Linked DNA regions of Homo sapiens: region 2 is linked to region 1. A link is a loop called in an ENCODE intact Hi-C map of the cell type or tissue named here. Cell type or tissue: natural killer cell. All regions are shown on one strand. Each heading gives the region's core, and the rest is flanking DNA. Links, peaks and the distances in the headings are about the cores only.

Evidence for each region. Peaks named below come from ENCODE experiments on the same cell type or tissue, not always from the same donor. Only the 100,000 strongest peaks of a DNase experiment are listed, where the experiment ranks them.
Region 2: a loop joins it to region 1, with 16 times the contacts of the local background. A loop is called at or near these places in 5 of 110 quality-filtered maps.

What each region holds. Positions count from the first base shown.
Region 1 is chr4:86,894,299-86,897,117 of GRCh38, reverse strand. It overlaps a transcript of C4orf36 not described here. Among named protein-coding and RNA genes, the nearest start is that of C4orf36, 3.3 kb to the right of the region's middle. In natural killer cell, for the core only: a CTCF peak has its summit at 1,140 (motif pointing right); a DNase peak (open chromatin) is centred at 1,187.
Region 2 is chr4:85,083,238-85,086,056 of GRCh38, reverse strand. No RefSeq gene overlaps it. Among named protein-coding and RNA genes, the nearest start is that of WDFY3, 120 kb to the right of the region's middle. In natural killer cell, for the core only: a CTCF peak has its summit at 1,695; a DNase peak (open chromatin) is centred at 1,456.

The DNA of each region.
Region 1 (2,819 bases), core at 136-2,635:
AAGTGCTGGGATTACAGGAATGAGCCGCTGTGTCTGGCCATTTTAGAGCCCTTTAAACATTTTTCCCCCTTAACTGTACTAGGGAAAGTATTAGTTTCTTCCCCCTTAATCTGTGAGGGTCAGATGCCATGTAAAGTGGCTAAGAATGATGGCTAGCATGGAGTAGGTGGCCAGCAATATACTTTAAAAATGACTCCAGTCCTCTAAGCCTGGCTCATAGGAGACTCATGGGCCATTCCCAGAAATAGAAAAGATAGACAGAGGAGATGATTTAGGGAGTAGGAGATGAATTACATTTTGGTTATGTTGAAATTTTCTTCTGAACAAGATAGTCCAGTAGGAAGTTCCCACAAACGGATACGCATCTAGGAGAGAAGCCAAGGCTGGCTAGAGAATCAGATTTGGGACCCATCCAAGGAGAAATGATAGTTACATTAGTGAGAACAGAGCCACTGAGAGTACTGAGGCAGAACAAATGGACTACGGGAAGACATAAATTTAAGGGCGAGAAGAATGAGAGAAATAAGCAAAGGAGTGGCCAGACAGGTGAGACAATTAGAAACTAGTACAGAAGGGTGGAGAATATTTAGGGCCGTTATTTGGTGATTTTAAAGTTTTTGCAGATGTGTTGTTTTGTCGTTATCCTAGAATTGGTGTCATTACTAGAGAGTTTTATAATAGTCATTAGAAAACTGTAAGCTGCATTTGTGATTTACACATTAAGTTAAAAGAAAGAAAATGTCACTTTTTGAAATGAGAATGACGATACACATACATATATACATGTATGTCATGAGAAATTATATTTGAAAAGGGTAGTTGCGTAACTGTTTTCAAATGTGTAATCTAAAACCTTGCCCTAATTATAGTCCTGGGAGAATATGTAGTGCAGTGTGATGAGGACGGCACAAAAATTAGAATAAGGCAGTCTGGGTTCAAATCCTGTAACCTTAGAAAAGTTATTCGTGGTTGAGGTGCCTCCATTTTTTCTTCTCTAATATTCCTAAAATCCCACCACTAAATTAATAGTAGCATTTATTGTGTGATAATTGAGACAATGTATATGAAATACATTCACCAGTACTCAAAACATAGTAAATGACTGTAAAGTTACCACACTATTATTGTTTCTGTGTTAGGTGTTGATCTTTTGCATTCCTTCTTGTGCTTTAGTGTTAACACTAGGTGGCAGCAATGCTCTCTTAACCAATTAAAAGGATACTTGCTTACTTTCTGGCATAGAAGAGATGGGTGAAGCCTTACCTAATAGAAAGATGTGTGTAGGACGCCAGCAAAGCAGGGGGGAAAAAGATGAATAGAGATAGCAATAGAGATAGGTATAGAGACATCAATAGAGATAGAGATAGAAATAGAGGGAAAGAGGGAGAGAGAGGGGAAGAAATTGTAGAAAGAATTTGATATTTCAAAAGGATATACTGAAATAGTCATTGTGAGAAAAACCAGATCTCTTTTGGACATCCACCTTCTAGAAAATTGTATTATTTTAAAATACATGTGGGGAAGTGGCAGAGGCCATGTATTTTTTTGTGTTGACAATGTTAAGGATCTTAAGTCGTCCTGGATGGCAAATGTCTGTAAAGTGTAATGTGTTTTACTGTTCATTTTAATTTTAGTATTAATCTTAATTATAAAAAGATGAGCATTTTCCTCTATATAAAACATTCCTTCTACAATAAGATATTTAGTGGTATCTATTGCTGTCTAATGCTATCTATTGTTGTGTAACCATTATCCCAAAAGTTGGTAGCTTAAAATGAGGAAATAATGATTTTTTTTTTTAATTGAGACAGGGTCTCATTCTGCCACTCAGGCTGGAGTGCAGTCGTGATCATGGCTCACAGCAGCCTCAACCTCCTGGGCTCAAGGGATCCTCCTGCCTCAGCCTCTGGAGTAGTTGGGGCTACAGGTGTGTGCCACCACATCCAGCTAAGTTTTTTTTCTACTTTCTGTAAAGATGGGGTCTCACTATGGTGCCCAGGCTGGTCTTGAACTCCCAGGCTCAAGTGATCCTCCTGTCTCAGCCTGCCGTAGTGTTGAGATTACAGGCATGAGCCACCGTGCCCAACTATGATGAACAGTTATTATCCTATATTTTCTGAGAGCCAGGAATCCTAGGGTGACTTAGCTGGGTGGTTCTGGCTCAGAATTTCTCACGAAGTTTAAGTCAAGACCTCAGCTGGGGCTAAAGTTATCTGAAGGCTTGACTGGGCCTTGAAGCATCTGCTTCCAAGATGGCTTAATCACATAGTTGGTGGCAAAAGCCCTCAATTCCTTATGAATTTCTCCATAAGGCAGCTTGAGTGTCCTTTCAAATGGCAGCCAGTCTCTCCTAGGGTGAGTGACCCAAGAGAGACTGCAAGAAGGAAGCCACAATACCTTTTATGACCTTATCTCAGAAGTCATACACAGTAATGTCCACCATATTTGTTCACAGTGAGTCACACAGGAAATAACTAAATACAATTGTCAGGAATTTTATGCATATGCTGGAAATGGAGTTCCTGTATAAAGAAATCACAGGCTTGACCTCTTCTGGTGTGGCCCTAGACCTATTTCTACAACTATAAAAAGAGAACTTACCATGGAACCATGAGGAACTTCCCTTCTAAGGTGGCTTGTCCCCTATCTGGATATAACCTCAAATAACTTCTCTGTCTCTGTTTTTTCATCTCTAAAATAAAATCACCTAAGAAAGTGCCTTTCAAATTTTTTAGACCCATTGTTAAGGGCTGTACATTGAGCCTGAGCACACACACACGTATGTGTATATGTGTATATATATATGTATATAACAGAAA
Region 2 (2,819 bases), core at 187-2,686, 1.8 Mb after region 1:
TTTTTTTAGAATTATGGGGGATAGAGTATTGTGTTTTTTGCTACATTAAAAACCACTAATGAAGATGAGAGAAAGCACTTGCAAGATCTTTAGGATCAAATATCCTAACAAACCACCTAGTTATGTGTTGGTATGCAAAGACAATCATAAATTAATAGATATTTACTATGTGATATTTACCAAGTATATCTGAAGACAGGAGAAAATACATTTGTAGAACATTGATCTGCCCAGCTAATGTGATCTGAGTGATAAATTCAGGCCCACTTGCCAACAAGCCTGGTCAGTTGAAACTCCCTACTTAAAGGCCATTTTTAAGCACTATTATCAAAGTTCCCTTGGGGTGGATTTTCTCATTTGCCCTTCCAGATTCAGTCTCTAATTTCTTCTTCCTGTTCTGGACCCAAAGAGTTGATCTCTGTGTACCACATCTCAAGGCTCCCTTGCCCTCCGGCTTCTGGTTAAGATCTTCCCAATAAAGAGCAACTCAGGAAACCAGACAGACAGTGGAAGGAAAGAAAAGTCAGAATACTTAATCCTCACCATCCCCCTCACACACTCCCCATGGGCGCCTCAGGTTTGTAGTAGCTGCAGTCTTCTCTCTATATTCACAGCTCCTTATGGAAGGTGTCTACTCCGTGGCAAGGAATGGTAATAATTTCTCACTGTGAATAGTCCCACAGTGGTTCCCTATCACTTGTTGATGTCCCTGAGCTCTTCATTTAGGGAATTCACTAACTAGTTCCTTTACTAAATTCTCTCCAGTTACCCCATCTGTCAAGCGTGCCTTCTGTTTCCTGCTCAGATCATGACTAACAGAACCCATTTGGAAATGTAGTGTATCTACTAAGAGAGGAGTAACACAATGAAACAAAATTGAGCTACTTCTCCATTAAATCTGAAGTCCTTATTAAAATATGGAAATGGGTTTGTGTTTTGATTAGCCTGCATTCAAGGTTTTGACTCCAGAAGGATGAGACATAGAATAGGCATGTTTTGATGAAGGTAGAATTAAAAATCAGTGTGGTAAGTGCCCACAATGGAGCAGCTGGGACAGCAGGAACAGCAGCAGCTGGGAGAGGGAACTTTCTAAAAGAGAATGAGGAAAGTTGAAAACCATCTCTTTTGATTCCTAGGGGATACCAGAGAGGAGAATGAAACCACCACTTTGCAGTTTTGCCTAAGGCTAACTTTACTTATGCTCCCTAATGTTTTAGCTCAATATCCAATCACTGCAATTAAGAGAAACTATTGTTCTTTTCTTTATTCTAAGAGCTTATGCCTGTTTTCTATTTTATTATATGGCTTTCAGAAGTAAAGACCCAAATAAAATTTATTTTCTCCTAGTAAGAGTTTCTAAGATTAATATACTTGCACACAAAAATAAGCTGGTATACAGGTACGCATCAGCCAGTATACTTCATGTCTGGTAACACCACTGCCTTTCAACTTGCAACTCTTGCCACCTAGTGGCAAAATTTGGTCTTACAACTTGAGGATAACAACAAGTATGATTTCGGCTCTAAAAAAGACAACTTGAAATTCTTGATTTCTTACTTAAATCAAAATTTCCTACATTATACCATCATGTGGTAAAAAGTCGTCCACAGGATGATACTGTATAATGGACTTTTTAAATAATTAAAGCTAATTAAAATTAATATTAAAACATAAACATTTTGTCTTAGGATTCTGTCCACCTCCTTTCTTCCTTTAAGGCAAGATCAAGGGCCAGCCAAGTAAACCGAAAGCAAATTTGTTTGAAAATTAGCAATAGACATGTCTTTGACTTACTACTATCATAGTTTTCTTACAATAGTTATGAAATCTACAGGTTTCCAGTTAAACTTATTATCCCCTTTTCATGTCATATATTACAAAAATATTTTTAAATCTTATTCCTTAATTCAGAGGAGAGTAAATTCAATAGCCCACTTTTTATTTTCCCATGCACAACGTTCTTTCAAATTTAAGAAATTTTTTTTGTGTAAAGTACTGCTCTAGGTATTGACTTAATTGGAGAAAGAAAACCAGAAAAAAATCTTTGCCCTCACTTAAGTTATTAATTATATTTTTGAATACTCATAGAATTATAGGTATGTATAATTGAGAAGATAATTTAGAGATTAGCTAATTCAACCTGAATGTTTTGTTTGTAATTTTTTATTTACAAAGAAGAAAACTGAAATGCAATTGGTAGGAACAGAAGTTCTCAAAAGCCTATCTTTGAGTATTCACAATACTTTGGATTATAGCAAAGTTATATTTACAATGAGCTGTGGTACTTGTTACATTAAAAAAAAAAAAAAAAAACCTGAGTGTAACCCCAAGCAACTACTTTTTCAATACCCATCTCCTCTCTGTACCGGTCCCACCTGTATTAGTCTCCTGTCTGCCACTTTCTATGTTCTTCCCAGCGTATGTATTTGCTTCCCTGGTCTATCCCCAGGACTAGGGTCTTCTACTGGAAACCAACCTGCCTGACTAGGCCCCTGATGCCCCTTCTGGTTCCCACTCAGCCCTCCTTCAGCTGCAGGGTCAGATCCTGCTTTTTACCTGCCTCGGGCGGGCTTTCTTCTGAGACTGCAAAGAAGTCCTGGAAATCTACCTGAATTGGGGCAATATTGGCAATATCTACCTACTCAGCTATTGAATTATTATGATTTGCCTGATTCCGGTAGTGATACTTTGGTATCTGGTAGTGATACTTTGCAAACCACATATAAGTGTGACATCCTCTTTGAACGTTATGCTTTTATTTTTTTTTTTTTCATTAGTATCAACCATTGCCTTTGGAGCAGTGCCTCTAGCTCCAATTA